Linked DNA regions of Homo sapiens: all the other regions are linked to region 1. A link is an interaction called in ENCODE POLR2A ChIA-PET data of the cell type or tissue named here. Cell type or tissue: GM12878. All regions are shown on one strand. Links, peaks and the distances in the headings refer to the core of each region. The heading gives the core; the rest is flanking DNA. Region 1 overlaps CTNNA2 (catenin alpha 2). Region 2 overlaps CTNNA2 (catenin alpha 2). Region 3 overlaps CTNNA2 (catenin alpha 2). Region 4 overlaps CTNNA2 (catenin alpha 2).

Region 1 (4,749 bases), core at 208-4,207:
GTGGGCATTTTAAGCCTCTCCAGCTAATCCTAATATGCAGCCCTGGTGGAGAACTGTCTCCCTATTTGAAATTTCATTTAAATTTACTTTAAATTCAGTTAGAGTATTTCCAGGTAAATGAGTGCCTCTTTCTCTTCTAAGGCATTGGTCTGGGTCCATCAGCTTTGCTTTCTCCTTTATAGAGGCCAACCAGGGAGAGGCCTCAGAGATGTCCTCTCTCTCCCAATGACTCCCAACTTTGCCCCATCATAAGAATCACCTGGTGTGCTTGCTAAACCTACATTTCACCAGAAGATTCTGATTCCAGAGCTCTGCAATGGGCCTGACAATTCCTGTTTCTAAAAGACTCCCCAGCTGCCACTTAAGATAAAGCAGATTTCAGGTAAAACTGATCTAACACAAGTCCAGCAGCATCAGCATCACCTGGGAACTTATCAGGCATGCGAATTCTCAGGCCTCACCCCGGATACACAGAAATCAGAAACTATGGGGGTGGGGCCCAGTCATCTGTGTTTTTAGCCCTTCTGGTGGCTCCAAAGCATGCTCAAGTCTGAGACTCACAGGCCTACCACAAACGCTTCACTTTTTGACAAATAGTGCCCTGTTTTCTAAAGTCCAGCCAACAGGAATTCCCCCATACTACACTTGCTTTGCTTTCTTTTTAAAAAATTATCCTCATGTCATCACTTCTTACAACTCTATGAAAGTGAGTTATCTGAGAATTTTTTCTGACACTTTTAATTAGAAAGTCCTAATTACTATCATCTTTCATGAATATTCTGGGTAAGAGTGAGACCTTGTGTTTTGACACAAAAAGCACATTCTCCTGAGCACTCAGGGTGGTGCCATCAACTGTGTCATAGTGCTCAAATTTTTTCCCCTGAAATGCAGACATGTCCATAGACAATTTGTACAATGACCATATTCTACTACCTCCCAAATTTCAAAAAATGTTAGAAGGGTGACAAAAGGATTTTTTTTAAAACTCCATAGTTCTTGCAGGATTCTTAGAGAAGTTTGCATTCAAGGAAATCCTGGATACCTATGCAGTGCTTAAGGTACTTTCAAAAGTTCTAATATTATTTTATTCAATTCTCACAGCACCTGAAATGACGCAAGAGTTGGAATGTGTGAGTTTTAACTGTGCAAACACTTTTTTATAAGCTCTATCTTTTTTTGTTTTATCCTCAGAACACCACACGAAGAAGGTACTGTCATTATCATTCCCATTTTATAGATGAGAAAATTGAGGCACAGAGAGGCCCGGCACAGTGGCTCACGTCTGTAATCCCAGCACTTTGGGAGGCTGATGTGGGCGGATCACCTGAGGTCAGGAGTTTGAGACCAGCCTGGCCAACATGGTGAAACCCCATCTCTACTAAAAATACAAAAATTAGCCAGGCGTGGTGACGCACATCTGTAATCTCAGGACTTTGGGAGGCTGAGGTGGGCGGATCACAAGGTCAGGAGTTCGAGACCAGCCTGGCCAACATGGCGAAACTCCATCTCTACTAAAAATACAAAAATTAGCCAGATGTGGTGATGCACGCCTGTAATCCTAGCTACTCAGGAGGCTGAGGCATGAGAATCCCTTGAACCCGGGAGGCGGAGGTTTCAGTGAGCTGAGATCGCACCACTGCACTCCAGCCTAGGTGACAGAGCCAGACTCTGTCTCAAAAAAAGAAAAGAAAAAGAAAATCGAGGCACAGAGAAGTTCAGTAGATTTACTGAGGTCATACCAGAGTAAGGAGAAAATGCAGGTTTGAACTATAGTGGCCTAACTTCAAAGCACATTCTAGAGATCCCTATATGATGCTCATTTATTGCTCACCACAAACATTAAACAGATTTTTTTATTTTTCAGATGAATAACCAGAAGCTAAGAGAGTATTAGGTTGGTGCAAAAGTAACTGTGGTTTTTGACATTACTTTCAATGGCAAAAAATGAAATTACTTTTGAACCAACCTAATAGCTTGCCCAGATCATACAGCTAATAAGTGGCAGAGCCAATGTTTGAACCTGGAGTCTGTTTGCAGGTCCCAGGCACACGTATTGCACCTTATGCAATCCTGCCAGCGCGTAAGGTAGTCATTATCCTTACAGATCATGGAGCACCAATGAGGCAGCTTTTCAACTTCAAGTTACAGTCACTCTCTTAAGAGGGGCTTAGGAAAAGCTGACATGATGAGTGTGATCAAGGCCCCTCCAGAAAAACCCTAGCATAAAATACATTTTCCAAGGGACAGGCTACGATAGGAGAGAAAACAAAAGCAAACATTTGATATTGAGGGTAGAGAGCAGATGGGTGAGGGGGAAATTGGAAAGTCAGGCTTAGCTGAATTCAGGGTTTTTGTTGTTGTTTGTTTTTTTGCCTGAGGCCAGTCCTGCTCCTGAGAGTTACCCAGATACAAGCCAAATCAGATTCAGAGTCGCTGAACTTGACCAGAGTAGTTATTTCTCCCTTACTTCACAGTCACTGGGGAGGGCATCACCAACACAGAAGGGGAAATCCAGATCATTCAGATTGAAAGAGGCCCCAAAGACTTCCGGGACCTGCCCTATGAGACTCCAGCTGCCAGGCAAGGATTCTCTCTTGAGCACACTGAGCCCATCCAACCAGGCAGGAGAGGGGTCCTGAGACTGTGTGTGTTGGGGAGGCAGGGTAGCAAAAATTGCTATTAAAAAAAAAAAACTCTAGCTGTGCAATCCTGCCCCAGCACAAACAGGAACTACCAGAGGAGGAAAGAGTGAGAAGACATTGCTTGTCTTCTGCTTCATTCACTCACTCACCACATTTAATTAATCACCACATAAGCTTCTGGAAGTCATACAAAAAAAAAAGTGTATACTGCTCAGTGATGGGTGCACCAAAATCTCACAAATCACTACTAAAGAACTTACTCATGTAACCAAATACCACCTGTTCCCCAAAAACCTATGTAAATAAAAACTTAAAAGTATGAGGTGGGGGTGGCAAGGGGGAGACATCTAATGAGATAATACAGACCATAAAAGAGCGAATGAAGTCAAATACAAACGTGCTACAGTAGAGATCTATGCTTGTCAGAGTGGGACCACCAAGTGGGTGGAGAGCATTTTTTTGTGTGTGAGAGAGCATGTATGAGGGCAGTTGTTTAGGAAAAGCTTCAAAGATACACAGGTCCCTAGGCTTACAACAAGGCAGACCCTAAGATGGGGAAGGAGGTAATGGCAAAAATTAGGGGCTAGTGGCATAGGGAGACTATTCTAGGGAAGAAGAAAGAATGTGAGCCATGGCCAAAGAGACTGGGGTATTTGGAGATTGGCAAGTAGTTCAACGTGACTAGTCTGCAAGAGGGGAGTCAGCAGAAAATATGGCTGGGATGGAAGTCAGCACCAAAGATGTTATAACAACTTTCACCTGTAGGCAATGGGCAGAACTTTAAGCAGGTGAGTGACCACTGGGCAAATGTCACCTAAAGAGCACTTGCACACCTGTTTGGAAGATGAATCAGAAGAAAATGAGAAAGAGCAGGTAGGCGGAGTCAGATTCTTCTGAAAAGGAAAGCGTACACCCACTATTATATATTCAAGGTAAGAGAACAAGGAATGTGGAGGAGGATATACAAGATACTATCTTATGAGGTACCTCTTCTAACCCCTAATTTACAGATGAGAACACTTGGAGGTGAAGTACATCTCCCCTGATCACCTAAATGGTCAGGTTCAGAGCCAGGAATATTCAATGGTCTGTCTCCCAAACCAGTGCTCCTCCCACTGTGCCACAGTCCCTCTCCCCAGCTATTTCCCTGCAGGACATCTCCTGAAGGCCTGTCATCCCCATCAGCAGCTATGCTTTTGTCAGGACTACACAGGCAGGTATGACAACTCCTCAGCGCCAAGAGCAAAAAGTCTTATGCTATGCTTTTGCTTATATGATTCACCCTTCTACCTCTGCCTATCCTAAGGTCAAAGTCATGCCTCACATCATCTAGGAAGCCTTCCTCAACCAATTTCCCCTAAGTATGGCAACGTAATCTTCCCTTACTCTGAAATCTTACCACATTAGTGTAAAGAATTTGTATCAAGATTGGTTATATTAAAACGTTGTCCTCTGTGAAGACTTGCCTTCCCCATTATCAACTTTTCAAAGTCAGGGACCATCTCCTGCCTCTTCTGTATTAACCTTAGCATGAAATATACTGAGAACACAACAGACGCCAGCCCCTCCTGTGTGCAAGCTGCTGGCTGCATGTCCATGTACCACTTACACCCTTACAACAGGGGAGCCGAGCTCGCTGTAGAGCCCAGCCCCATCATTCACTCAGGACTGCAATAGAAAAGACCCCATGGTGGCATAAATACTGTTATTTAGGTTTAATATCAGCAGTAGGAATTGTCGTAGCCTATCTTCCTCTTTCCATCTACCTTATAACTTTCTCTTCACGCAGGCCTAACATTATCACCAAATCACTAACATTTTCCTCCTTTTGCTTCTCTTTCCAGTGCCCCAGTCATTCATACGGAGTTTCTTCTCTCAATTTACAGCTCATAGACATCTTTTTTTATTCTATGAAAAGTTGCCTCTCTCCATGCACCGGGACCGACTTCATATTTACTCAGCCTTTGTTGCATTTACAACTTCACTTTCCTTTCTGCTCACCCATGTATTTGAATTCTGCTCTCCCACTGAGGCTGCTTGACATGTTCAAGATTGCTACAAGTGGTTTTTTTCATTAAATAAATGTTTTCCTCTAATACACAGGTAT
Region 2 (4,749 bases), core at 224-4,223, 59 kb after region 1:
CACGGCTTTCCATCAGTCACACTGGGAGACACAAGTCTGTTTATCAAACAATTATCAATTACTTGGAGGTTCTGGCTGTTCAGGCATATAATGAACTTCTTGGGTATTTGTTTCTATGATATTTCTAAGACAGAATAGATGTCAGTGCAGTCTCAAGATGTTAGCAAAATGACCAAAACCTCAGACCCTAAGAAAAGAAAGAGGAAAGGACTTTCTCAGAGGTAAATTGAGGGGGAAAACCAAAACTCTGTGCCACAGTAAGACCCCTATAAGCCGTCACACCACCACCACACAAACAGCAAATCTTCCTGATCTCACCTGCACCTTCAGCACCTTCAACACCTCCGTCCTGCCTCCTGACACCTGCTTCAGGATCCAAGTTACTGAATGGCAGAGCTGAAAAATTTAGCTTTCATTTGGTTCAAGCCCTCTGTTATTTGGATAATAAAAAAGGCTCAGAAAAAAATAAGGTACTTTTCTTGGGGCAAAATTCATCATCCTCCTCCATCATGATTAAAGCTGCTAAGTTTTAACTGATCACTTACTAGTGAGCAGGCCCTGTGTTAGGCACTTGATAATCATCATCTCAATGTGATATTGAATTCTGCGTCTACAGAAATGGGTACTAATATTAAAAATAGCACATGATGGCCGGGCACAGTGGCTCACACCTGTAATCCCAGCACTTTGGGAGGCCAGGGTGGGTGGATCACAAGGTCAGGAGTTCAAGACCAGCCTGGCCAATATGGCGAAACCCCGTCTCTACTAAAAATACAAAAATTAGCCAGGCATGGTGGCAGGCGCCTGTAGTCCCAGCTACTCAGGAGGCTGAGGCAGGAGAATCACTTGAACCGGGAGGTGGAGGTTGCAGTGAGCCGAGATTGCACCACTGCTCTCTAGCCTGGGTGACAGAGCCAGGCTCCATCTCAAAAAAAATAAATAAATAAATAAATGAAAAATAGCACATGACGCAATAACATCCATCTCTGTAGCCTGTGTTCAAACTTTCCACTGCACACAGCTAGCTCCACGTTTATAAACATAAATAATACTGTATTAAACATGGCTTTTGCTGCTTTTGGTTTTTCAAATAGGGTCCAAATTTTAGCACTGTGTGGGTATTAAATTGTATTTAGTTTATTTTACTGTATTCAGAAGACTTCGCCCTGATAACTCTTGGCTTTTTCAAAAGCCAATCCTGCCTTCAAAACACAAATATATGGGTACAGAGAATATCCAAAAGAATAGGCCACAGGTTCTTCCAGCAATTCCTCACAAGATACTCTAAGGACACTGGTAGCAACAGAATAATGATCAGGAAAAGTGTAAATCCTTCCATGAAAAATCGAACACTTATTTGAATAAATATATTCTATTATGTTTGTATCTTAGTTTGTTGGGGCTGCTATAACCAAACACTATAGGGTAATTTATAAACAACAGAAATTTATTGCTTGCAATTCTAGAGGCTGGGAAGTCCAGGGTCAAGATGCCAGCAGATTCAGTGTCTGGTGAGGACTCACTCTTGCTATATTTTCACATGGCAGAAGGGGCAAACAAGCTCCCTCAGGTTTCTTTATAAGGATACTAATCCCATTCATAAGAACTCCATCCTCATGACTTAATCACCTCCAAAAGCCCCCATATTATTAATACTATTACATTGGGAATTAGGTTTCAACACATGCATTTTGGGAAGACATAAACATTCAGACTGTGCAGTTTGTTAAAAAAGAAAAAAAGAAAGAAATGTCAAGTCAGCATTGCATTGTAGTGTTAACTCATAGATGTTAGGAAACTCTTGTTTTCGTAGAAATAATGGATCTCACGAGTGCCCTAGATCATTAAAGTGAAGTTTTGGGGTTTTTTGCAACTTTTATTTTGAACTAATTATGGTCTCACAGAAGTGCAAAAATAGTACAAAGAAGTTTCATGTACTAACCACGTATCTTCCCCTAGTAGTGTCTTATAACAGACTGGTACATTATTGAAAGCCACAAATTAATGCAGGTACAATGCAGTCAATTAGTGTAGAGACTTTATTTGATTTTCACTAGTTTCTGCATATATTCTTTTTTCCTTATCTTTCTTATTTTCTCTCTCCTTTTTGGTAGTCTGTCTTTGTGCATGAAGGATGGAGGTACTTTTAGAGTGAGGAAGCGCGTGGCATGTGAAGTAAGCCTAAGTCTGAATCATAGCTCTACCACTTTCTTAATGTGGGACTTACAACCTCTTTGAGACTTTTTATCTCTCCCTGAAAGACATTTCTTTATGTTAAGGTATTTGGAAGGCATTAATAAGGCTATGAGTAAACATGGCATGCCTAATCACAGGTAAACCTCCTTGGCTAAACTGATGCTTCATGATATCTAGTCTATCCTATCCATTGGCTTGGAGATACAATGACATGTAGCTTACACGTACCTGGTACAGCCCATGAAATTCACTTACTTGAAAGATATTTACTGATGATTTATTAGAACAATGCAAGGTATCTATTATACCAAATGTAGCCCTCTTGTTATCTAAAATATGCTGTTCCTTGGGGAACCCCAAATTTATAATCTTATTTTCATTGAACTCTTTGATGGAAATCCTGTTGGGGCCTAAGCAAGATAGCATGAAACAGAAACAATAACCCAGCTGAACTCACAGACAAATGCTATGGGAACTGTGAGAACTTTTCATGTATCAATCAAATGTAGTTTTTCCATCTGTTTGTGAACATTGCAAATTGAAGTAAGATTTTTTTTTGAAGAAATATGTGGACAAAACAAGTCTTCATTTTGAAAAAGGTTTCTTTTTTTTGCAAAAATATTGTCTACAACATTTTTTATTAAGAGGCTCCTCTAGTAAGTTTTAAATTATTTGGTATGTTAAAGAAATGTGCTTTGCCAAGTTTTACCTGGAAAGTCATCCATAACTGTCCAGAAACACATACATAATGCACATTTACTTATTTCATTAGTGTCATTCATTCATAAAATCAAGGAAAGAAGAAATGAAAAGCTAGAATGACACAATCTCTGTATTCTTGGTGCTGCTTGAGAAACAGGCACGCTTTTGCATCAGTACATCTCCTTTTTTCTCTGAGCATTTTATTTGGGTAGAAAGCTCTCTGTAAATCACTTCAATAAAGACTAAATAACTCCCTCCAGCAGGATTCAGATTTCTATTACTTTATACGCTAGAATGCCGATGAGTTTTCCAAATCAATATCACAACAGAAATGTGGCAATTACAATATAAGTTACAGAGGAAGAACATATAACAAGTTGCTTTCTCATTCTATTCTTGGAAGAAAAGGTCAGGCAGGAATAACAAAGGAAGAAAACACATATGGAAGCAGAAGAGTTGCAGATAACTTGTGGCCCCTCATGCTGACGATTAAAACACAGCACTAAATAACCAACTATGTGAGACACACTATTATTTCATATTAGAAGAATGCCTACTTCATTTTTAGATGAAAAAAATAAAAACCATCACACCATACTGAAACAGAATATAAAATTCAGGAAAACATTAGTGAAAGCTTGGGCTTACGAAACAAATAAATGAAGAGCTCATTCTAACTGCATCATAAAATGAAAATTAAGTGATAAAATTGAAATTCTTTGGTTTCACATCTTTTCTAGTCCCTTATTTAAAAGAAATAAAGAAGAAGTTAGGATAAAATAGAGGGAGGGCTAGGGCGAGGGCAAATGACTTCTTTTTTTGTTTGTTTTCTTCCTAGAATTGGCCTTCTTGATGGGCTGCTTTGATTTCTAAATGCACCAGCATCGCAGAAAGCTTTGGAGCACCTCCAAAAGGAGTGGAAGAAACCCTCTGTGGCCTTCTTCAAGCATTCCAAGATACTCAAAGAAATACCTGTTCCTGGCAACATGTGCCAAGTTCTTTCAGTCTGCAGTAATTTACGTTGTTGTCACCCAGTCTTCCATTTGTAATGGTTCTGTAACTGCAAAAATGGTAGGAGGGAAGTACACCAATAAACACTGACTACATAGTCATTAAGCTTGGACAATGGAATAAATATAATTCATAATTTGGGGAATTATTCACAAGCACATATGTATTAAGACCATACCCCTTGATCACAAAATGCATATATTTACTTGACATTCATGGAGCCTATCATGTGTTTCACTGTAATTGGAGCAGGAGGTTGAAAAGATTAATTCACCAGTACTTATAGAGAGCCTACCTGATTGTAAGCAGCAGGGTTCAATACTGAACAAGTCATGGCAAGATTCCCTGCTGGAGAATATGAATAACTCAAAACCCTTGCTTTTGAGTAGCTCTCATCCCAATGGAGCAGGGTGAATGAAGACGCATATCTTTTGACAAATAATTAAAATACTGTGAAATTAGTATTTATGAGGGTTTATGCCATGAATCTCAGAGAAAGAAACAAAACCATCAGAGTAGCTGAGAGCAAAGACTCTGGAACCAGAATGCCTGAATTTTAACACCAGCTGTGCCACTTACTAGCCCGCTGAACAATGGCTAAGTTAATTAACTTGTCTGTGCCTCAGATTCTTCACCTGTGGTATGAGATTTGTACTAGTACCTTCCTCATGTGTTTAAATAAACTAATGCTTATAAAGTCCTTAAAACAGTGTCTGGAATATAGGAAATTTACATAAACAAGGTCTCGTCCCAAAGTGATATAGGAACATTGTGCATGCCAGAGTGGGTATGCAAGTTGGGGGAGGCATTAGAGAAAAAGAAAAAAACTTAATGACAAAG
Region 3 (4,749 bases), core at 450-4,449, 50 kb after region 1:
TCATCTGGAAAATGCTAATTAAAACTATAGTGAGACACCACCTTACCCCAGCCAGAATGGTCATTATTAAAAAGTCAAAAAACCACAGGTCTTGGGGCAGATGCAGTCAAAGGGAATGCTTATACACTGTTGATGAGAAAGTAAATTAGTACGACCTCTAAGGAAAATAGTATGGAGATTTCTCAAAGACCTAAAAGTAGATCTACTATTCAATCCAGCAATCCCACTACTGGATATCTACCCAAAGGGGGGTAAAAAGTCCTTATATCAAAAAATACCTGCATGTGTATGTTTATCACAGCACAATTCACAATTGCAAAGATATGGAATTAACCTAAGTGCCCATGAACTGATGAGTGAATAAAGAAAATGTGAGATACACACACACACACACACACACACACACACACACATTCACACCATGGAATACTACTCAGCCATAAGAAAGAATAAAATAATGTCTTTTGCAGAAACTTGGGTGGACCTGGAGGGCATTATCCTAGATAAAGTGATGCAGAAGCAGAAAATCAAATACCACATGTTCTCATTTATAAATGGGAGCTGAGCTATGGGGATGCAAAGGCATATAGAGTAGTATAACGAATGGAGACTCAGAATGGGAAAGGATGGGTGGGAGGTGAGGGATGAAAAATTACCTAGTGGGTACAATGTACACTATTCTGGAGATAGGTACACTAAAAGCCCAGATTTTGCCGCTACATAATTCATCCTTATAATGAAAAATGACTTGTACCCATAAATCTATTGATTTTTTTAAAGAAAATATTTCCCAAATTAAAATTTATTTCTATTTACCAGGAACAGACTAGAAAGCAATCAGTTAGTATTGACTGTTATTACAACCACTTAAGATAATCAGAATCAAAAACAAGTGTTCATTTTTCAAAGCCTGTTTTTCTCCTACGTAGTATGCTTCTGTGTATGTATGTGTGCGTGTGTATGTGTACCACATAGGTACAAATGTATTCTATTCCTTATCAGTGCCACCACATCTGCACATTCCTGTTCTGAAATCTCCATACTGAGACTGATTATCTATAAACTCTAGGCCAGTCATTTTACAAATCCAACCCAATATACTCTAAATAGTAATTATTCTACCAAAACAAAGAACTTCTGTTATGCATGAGAAATGCATGATTTTTGCTTTTTTGCCTGGTAGTAAAAGGCCTCTTTACTCTAAAATTAACAGATAATCATCTCTCTCCTATGAATCCTGATAACATGGCCACTGCTATCAAGCAATTTTCTTCTTCAACAGGCACAAGTCATAAGTCCACCCTCTGAAACTAAGCAGGTGAACAACATGTAATTAGCTGTATTTCATCCTTGGAGGGCATTCTATTTTTCATTCCATGATGCCCCCTTCATTCCCAAAGAGACTGCTCCTTATGTCTGAGGCCAGAAAGCAAGAGAGGGGAGGAGCATTGTGGTGTTGTCAGTAAACCCGTCTGTGAGCTTGCCTGCCTGGTTGTCGTCTGAGTTTCACTTCTTATAAATAGAAAAAATGTAAAGAACTGAGCCAAGGGAGAAAATACATTTAATAATTCTTAAACCCCTCAATACACATAAATAATTTAGTTGTAAAACAATTGCCTGGGAAAAATGCTTTTTTTGCTTCTTGATGCTATGTTACTTCTGTCACTTTGTTTTCTGAGAATTGACTGATTGTCAAACACTGAGTTAAAGTCCAGTTTCCTACAACTAGTGTATCAAATTATTTTTCCACCTTTTCCCCTGGAGAAGTAAGTTGAAAAAGAGAAAATTTGGCAGTTACGTGAAGCTCATCTGCCATTTGGGTCTTAAGGAGTGTGCAAAATATGTTTTCAACAAAATCTGTCCTAATTGACATGAACATGAGAGAGTGTCCCCGAGAGCCAAAAAGCTCCAGCCCGACTTCTCAGATATCTCTACACATTTGTTTTGCCTCCTTGGGGGTGAATCAGACATCATCTGTGGTCATGGGTTCAGCTAATTAAAGGACATAGGTGCTATTCTCAAGAATGACATTTAGCTCAGTTCTCTCAAGGCAAGTAATGTAAAAAAATAAAGAGATAAGTGACAATTGACATATCCTCAGTGCCAGGAGATCTGGTGACTGGGTGAACCTTGAGAAGGGCACACAAGGGCAAATCCATCTGTGCCCTAACATTATTGCTCTAGTCGATAGGAACATGACCCCAGATTGCCAGAATTGATTTTTTTTTTAAGAAAAGCACAAGCCATTATTTTTTTCTTTTAGAATATGCTAAATGTTTAACTATTTGTAATAAATTCTGTTTTTTCTTTCCCCTTCATTCCATATGTGGCAATATTCTGTGTACTGTAATCATTTCCTCAACAGGCCTTATATGATACACAGACTGGCAGTTTGAGACCTCTCTAGGAAGATTTGACTGTTAGTAAATTAGAACATTATTTTATGATTAAGGCAGCTCTTCAAATGCATATGTGAACAAAGTCATCATGTCAAAGAATAGTAGACCCTGAAATAAGTCCCAAAACACCTAATCTCCCACCTCCACTTCACATGATTTCATAGGTGTTTGGTGACAGAATAGCAGATTTCCTGATGCCCACACAAGGGATATTTATATCTCATCACTTGACCTCATATTTGTAGTTGAGAGCTCCAGTCCTTTACTTATCAAAATAAGTAAATAAATAAATGTCCATTACTCTTTTCTTAATAAATTAAAAATATCTTTATGAGCTCCTTATTTTGCACCACCTCTCAACTTCTTTGTTAAATCAGCAGTTATTAGCACATGTGTATTACATGGACCAACAGATTTACCCTCAAAAATAAAGGGGAAAAAATGCCAAAATATAAAACCCAGTATGCTCTAATCCTTGTTAACTCAACATACAATGACACAATTTACACTTTCCAGTGGAGGGATACTGTTGGCCACTTCATCATTGGCACACGTACTTATTATTAACACCGAAGAATGTGTGAATGAGATCGTTAAGTTATTTGAAGAAACATTTATCATATTTTTTGGAAAAGGGTGCTGATGACTGTACAGCATCATCTCTAAAAATGGCAAACAGAAAAATTAACATGTTGAGTAAAAATCACCCAACTCACAGACACCTCATTTGCTTAGGTGTCTATATCTCTGAGATCTGGGCCTGTGAGATAATTTTTTTGGTCTTAAGAATGACTATTTTGCTAAGTCATCTTGGGTTTGACCTTCCGATGAATGGCAAACCATGTGCTCTTCAATTCTCCATCCCCAGGGAAGAATGCTACAAATAATCTCAATATTCAATTTCCTTGCTTTTGTCCTTGTATTCAAAAATTCTACCACGGTTTTATTTCTGTTTGCAAATTTAATTTCCTGTCAACACTTCCAAGTAGCTATCTAACCAGCCTGTCTTCTGTTGATATTTACCCTAATAACAGAGAATTCATGGCTCCACAGGAAATTTCAATAAAAAGCACCGAGGAAGGCCCTTTGGTTTGTCATTCAGTCATTATCTAGATAATAAAAAGACTTTGCATTTTATTGGTTTGATAGGAAATGGTTCAATTTATGGTAGGAAAATGTAGGTATGTAACAGTATAAGCTATGTTGGAATGGGAAGGCAATACTGAAATTTACCTCTTGCCTTCTAAACCAGGAACTGCCCAATTCTGGTTTTGTTGTTGCTGTTGTTGTTTTGGGGATGAGATGGGATATGGTGGGGGTGGATCCTCACACACAGGAGTAGGCTGTGGATATGGACACCCACCTCCATTCTCTCCTTAAACTCTTCTTTGCTGGCAGTGTAGCACCATGAGGAAGATCTTAAGGCTCAGGGCAAAGCAGCAAAATCTCCAGTGCCAACAAAAGCCAACCATGTCACTTGGTGTCTGCAGTCTGTTTGAATAGTGTTTCCACAAAAAATATGCTTTCTCATTCTTCTCTCAAAATATATGGTTCTTCTGATGTACCTTCTTATTTTTTACTGTTGTTAAAACATAGATTTTTAAAAATAGGTCTCTACCATTAAGAAACAAAAACTGTTTTGGTAAATGACAACTGCCTTGGCCTCAGCGTCAGGAAGCAAGAGTGAATTGTAAAGACTGCAGAGAACTGATCATCCAAGGGGCAGCTGTGCCTGCATTGAAGCTGTGTGTGGCTGGGCAGGAATGTAAGACAGATGGTTTTGGAAAGAGAAGCCAGGGATTCAAATGTTTATACATAAACTCTGATTTTTAATGTTAGCTCAAGTTTTAAAAAATCCTATGATGGCCAGAAACTACACAAAGACAAAAAACAAACACACATCTGTGAGCAGCCAGTCAGGGACCCCCAGGCTAGAAAAATTAAAGGCCCTTTACTGCAGCATCAAATCTATTCTCTAGAGATATTTTTGATCACTCAGGATGTACAAGCACCCATGATCGTAAGACTGAATATTTTTCTGTTGTTGGGGAGCAATAATGGAGATTGAGAAAGTTTAGTAAAATGTAAACTGACTGCTGAGCAAACTCAGGCATGCCAGAGTCTGGAGCTTTCACTGGTGAGGTGGGTTCCAATGAGTACAGCATTTATAACCTCTTCAAAATGTCCAGACTTTCATTTTAGCATGAATTGCTTAAGTGCCTGTATTTTATAAAACATATTACAGAGGTTGTATATTTTCATTTTAGGAAAATTAGAATATATAGGTAATGACCAAGTAGAAACTCTAAATCACCCATTATCTAGGCACACAAAGAAAATCGACATTTTA
Region 4 (4,749 bases), core at 424-4,423, 64 kb after region 1:
GGGTAAAACAATGAATTCTAGCTCCTCTGCGTACAGCAATGTGCCTTGGGGCAAGCCATTTATCCTTTAGCCAAACTGCCTAGAAAATATATACTAGATAAATGTTTATTTTCTTCCATCTTTCTGAGCTTGGTTTATTGACTGTAAAATAGCAATATGAAGATCTACTTCACAGGACTATTAATGTAATCAAATTCAATAATGTATTGGAAATGCTTCATCACAAGCTTCATAGGGTGGAATCAGAACTCATTCCTCTTGTTACCCCAAATCCTGAGTATCCACCCGTGGAGACTGTTGATTTTGAAAGCAGCCTGAACATGAAAACTCCCAAACATTCTAAGGAAATCCATCCTAATAACTCCACACAGAATGAGAATAAAGAAAAATAAGATTTAACCAGAGCCGAATGATTCTTTCCCTGTGCTCCATAACCCTTCTAAGGATCTGCAATCCCTACCTCAATTAATCTAGGCATTTCAACTACTTGAAAAACTACCAATACATTAAAATGTACAAAGTACTACCTTAATGAACAAAGGAAGTTAGACGTAGTGCTGGCGACTATTAAGGGGGGTGTTCTATTTTTATTTTCCTCTGCTCACATGTCTATGTTACTGGATAAAGAAGTGAAGAAAACAAGGACTTAAAAGGAACAGAAGATAAAACAACAGTTAAAGAACCATGTGAGATGATAAATGGAGCAGGGGATTTGTCAGACAGTATTTAGCAAGCCACAGTATGAAAAGATTTTCAGAAAAAGGTCAGAGATGGAGGCATAAACAGTCAAGTAAGCATCGCATCACAGCGCCAACTCCTAGGGAGTCAGGTAAAAGACGAGAAAGGCTGAGAGGGTTGGAAACAGGAACCATAGAATCTGGAATAATCAGTGTGCCGACTAAGTAGGGAGGAAAAATAGACTAATGATTTCAGAGCAGAGGTTAAACACTGCACTAGAAAATAAGCTATAAAAGATCAACGAGAAGCTAGAGTGGAGAGGGTAGGGATAGGGAATTCATAACAAGGTGGAACTGGGACTCCAAGACAAGAAAGAAACCGAATAGAGAAGACACCGTTGAGGATAACACCCAAAGAGTGCGTAGACTAATTCCTGGATGCTTGCAAACCATGTCCTAGTGTCTTTTCGACCAGGAATGCTGCTCTCAAGATTAATAGTGACTCTTTAGGCTGAGAAGTGATGACCCAGCAGCTCTTTATTCGTCAAAAAAAAAAAAAAAAAAAAAGAAAGAAAGAAAGAAGGAAAGGAAGGGAGAGAAAAATGAGATACATAAGAGAGATAGAAAATTGTACCTAGATGAAATCAGCATAAATGGAAAACCCAAATGTTTAATCCAGTCATGATTATTGCCCAAAATTGAATGAGTAAATGATGCTGCCTACAACAGATATAACTCAAGAAACAGAGGCTTAAAAAAGAATTAAAATGACCAATATCTATACAACCTCAAACTCAATCAGTATACCCTAGATAGAGACTCTATTTGCTGCTTTCAAGTCTTCCCGTATAAAGCAGTATGTTTCCAGGAAAAAAATAAATAAATTTGAAGCCAGAAGTTTCTAAGTTCAAATTTTAGCTTGGCCATATACCATCATCAACAGACTTAGAAAAGCAACTTCAGTAGCCTGAGACTCATTTTCTTCAACAACCAGACAAAATTAACCTGTGCAGAGTCCCACCTCCCGAGGTTGTTATCATAATGCCATGAGATCTTGTTTTTAAAAGTGCCTAGAATACAGCAGGAGTTCAATTAAAAGTGTTCATTCCCTAGACTTCTAAGGCAAGGCCCAAGGCACTGTACATAATCAAAGTAAGTTAACTGACTTTTAAATAACAATGAAAACATCACCAAACCTTTTATTGCCCAGTGAATGATGTCTTGCAAAGCAGATCCCCAGGGGGCTGAGCACAAAGCCCACTCAACCTGCCCTTGCTGACAACTTGCATAGCTGGAGCTCCCCTTCTAGAAATGCTGTAGGAGCCTGGGGCATATATCTTTGATTATCCACAAAAGTGGAAAATATCATTCTTCTGAGGGAGGATATACTTCTGGAAAAAGTCGACATTATTTGGTTCCAAGTCTAGCAATAAGATCTAGCTGAAGTGTGGCCACAAAGCAGTGAGACTGATTTTCTCCTGTGACTCATAATCTAGTTCAAAAGACTTTTTTTTTTTAAGTTTCGGATCCTAGCAAGATAAAAGCACCAGTACATGAACATAACAGTATAAGGACATTTATTGCACCACTGAATGTAGAGACAAAATAATTGCATGTATATTGTCAAACAAACAGAAACATTCAATGACACTAGTTAAGGCATGATAAGGCAGACTTTATTTAGGACCTTTGCAATAGTTATAGGAACCCTAGCAATGGGAATTTGCAGTTGGGGGTCAGTGTGAGCTGGTGGGGAGACGGCTTCATTCTGAATACAGCATGGGCAGCGGCAATTTATAGCTAAGGAGTAGGGAGGTGAGGGAGGTCAGTGGATGAAAAATTACTACGAGGTAACATCAGGGATAATGGGAACTCCAACATAACAGGATTCTTGTAAACAACGGGCCAGGGTGATCAGACATCATGTCAGGCATGGGGGAGGATAAGGAACTTCATCAGACAAGGAGGGTGATCAGATATTGAGGGTGGGTGGTTCTTACTAAACTGACTTAACAGGATTCTTTGTTAAAACTGGATTTTACAAGGAAATGCACAAATGGGAGTAGGAAAAGATTTAGGAGCCTGGCTAAAGTTAGGTAAAGCAAAGAATCTTTGTCAGAATCAGTAGTGGAATGACAGAAAAATTCATGCTGTATCTCTATCATTAAAGATTATGTAGCTATCTAAAAGAAGCGGTTAGAAAGTCTTCTCCCAAATTGTGTTCCTGGAACGGTAGAGTCAACATTGCCTGGGAATGTGTTATAAATGTGATATTGACAAAAAATTATTGGGCTCCACCCCAGATATACTGAATCAGAAACTTGGGGGATGAGATCCAACAATCTGTATTTTGGCAAGTCCTCCAGGTGATTCTGATGCATGCTAAAGTTTGAGAACCATTGAGTTAGAAGGATATCCTCCATTTATCTAGAATGGGAATGTACAAGATATTTTAAATAAGAAAAGCAAGTTGCAAACCAATAGGGAAGACTTACAGTTGAATTAAATTGTGTGCATGTGTGTGACTGTGTGTGTTGTGTAAAATACAAGATGTGGTAGGGTATTTGTAAGATTCATAAAATGAATACAACTAATGACAGCTGGGGTGAGGGTAGATGGACAGGGTGTGATAGGGAGGGAAAGAAGAAGCGGGAGAAAGAGGGAAATATACCTTGCATATAGTACATAAAGGGATAAGTTTACTAACTGCTTCTCCAGCTTTTTCTTAAAGCCTATGTCACATTCTTTTTGAATATCTTACTTTTCTTTGAGTGTTACAGTTTCTTTTTCTTCAGGATTCTTTGTGTTAAGATCTAAAAAGCACTGGAGTATGTGCATAAGAAATGAACAAGATATAGGCATGCTTAATATGTGCTATAATTCTCCAAAGACCATGCAAATGTCTGCTAGCTAAATGACTGTCACTCAAGATTAGGAACAACCTATGTCAGTTTCTACAGTTCCAAGCAAAGAAAGGCTATGGATTGAGAGCAGTTTTCCAGCAGGACCTGTGCACAAAGGCAATTTTTTTTCTTCTACGAACAAAATATAAAGAAGTAAACTATCCTCCTTAATGGGGTCATATCTGACTTATGTATAGAGTCTTAAGAGTTTAAATTTCAGGAGCATTAGTAACTTATTTTCAGAGCCCTGACATTTTCTTAAGTATCTGAGAAGTCAGGGGATTTCCCAAATAAACGCTGGGTAAAGGAAATTATTTTGAGTCTCAGTGCCCCCCACAGGTTTATCTGACCTGCCAGGAAATTGAACACTATGAGAATGCCCCAAGTCTCTGCCAGTCCAGCAGTCTCTCACACACTGGCCCACCTATGCTTACACCAAGCCTACAAAGACCTGAGTACCCTGGCAGGGGAATTGAGTGGCTTTTATGGGAATCCAAACAATGTGGCTGAGGGATGTCGGCACATCATCTCCAAGACAGATTTTGATGGTAGGAAAAGGAGATGATTGTCAGAAGTACAGAATAGCAGGAGGAAAAGGAAGCAAAATCAAGTGTATGTCTGTGTGGGGTGTCCTGGGACAGATTGGTATGTTCCAGGTTAGGAATTGGAGCACTGATCAAGGCAATGAGGGGAGGCTGCCACTTTCAACAGACTCCCTTAACTCTTCATCTTTTGACAAGGCATTTTTTCCCTGGCTTCTGCCTGGGCCCATGTTATCTGTGCAATCACCTTAAGATAAGCAGGATAAGAAAACTGCCCTTTTCTTGCTGAATTCAAAAATGTACATGGTGCCTTTATTATTTCAGATATGAATATCTTATGAATAGCTTTTAACCTCAATGTCAAGGTGAACTGTGGTCCTTCTGGTCTTCTACGTCCTCTCATCAGCACCTCAGCAGGTCAACTTGTATAGTGGTTTTTAGCCTGGAGGCACATTAAAAGCACGTAGGGAGCTTTTCTAATGTGAATGCCAAACTCCTCCCAGACCAATTAAATTCATGGATCACTGAGTAGGAATACCTTCTAAGAAATGCATCCTTAGGTGGTTTCATCATTGTGTAAACATGATAGCGTGTACTTACACAAACCTAGATGATGTATCCTACTAC

What was found. Peaks named below come from ENCODE experiments on the same cell type or tissue, not always from the same donor. Only the 100,000 strongest peaks of a DNase experiment are listed, where the experiment ranks them.
Region 2: POLR2A ChIA-PET joins it to region 1 with 6 read pairs; 1 of 35 experiments calls an interaction of 5 or more read pairs at or near these places.
Region 3: POLR2A ChIA-PET joins it to region 1 with 6 read pairs; 1 of 35 experiments calls an interaction of 5 or more read pairs at or near these places.
Region 4: POLR2A ChIA-PET joins it to region 1 with 7 read pairs; 1 of 35 experiments calls an interaction of 5 or more read pairs at or near these places.

Annotation. Positions count from the first base shown.
Region 1 is chr2:80,523,144-80,527,892 of GRCh38, reverse strand. The region is part of intron 9 of CTNNA2 (catenin alpha 2); the gene reads right to left. Among named protein-coding and RNA genes, the nearest start is that of LRRTM1, 220 kb to the right of the region's middle. In GM12878, for the core only: a CTCF peak has its summit at 833; DNase peaks (open chromatin) are centred at 562 and 2,502; H3K4me3 peaks cover 415 bases; H3K27ac peaks cover 3,087 bases.
Region 2 is chr2:80,464,616-80,469,364 of GRCh38, reverse strand. The region is part of intron 9 of CTNNA2 (catenin alpha 2); the gene reads right to left. Among named protein-coding and RNA genes, the nearest start is that of LRRTM1, 160 kb to the right of the region's middle. In GM12878, for the core only: no CTCF peak of the experiment used is centred there; DNase peaks (open chromatin) are centred at 1,944 and 2,202; H3K27ac peaks cover 1,957 bases.
Region 3 is chr2:80,473,392-80,478,140 of GRCh38, reverse strand. The region is part of intron 9 of CTNNA2 (catenin alpha 2); the gene reads right to left. Among named protein-coding and RNA genes, the nearest start is that of LRRTM1, 170 kb to the right of the region's middle. In GM12878, for the core only: no CTCF peak of the experiment used is centred there; a DNase peak (open chromatin) is centred at 1,990; H3K27ac peaks cover 711 bases.
Region 4 is chr2:80,459,127-80,463,875 of GRCh38, reverse strand. All of the region lies in intron 9 of CTNNA2 (catenin alpha 2), which reads right to left. Among named protein-coding and RNA genes, the nearest start is that of LRRTM1, 160 kb to the right of the region's middle. RefSeq lists enhancers at 1,261-1,766, 1,767-2,271. In GM12878, for the core only: a CTCF peak has its summit at 3,916 (motif pointing left); no DNase peak of the experiment used is centred there; H3K4me3 peaks cover 579 bases; H3K27ac peaks cover 407 bases.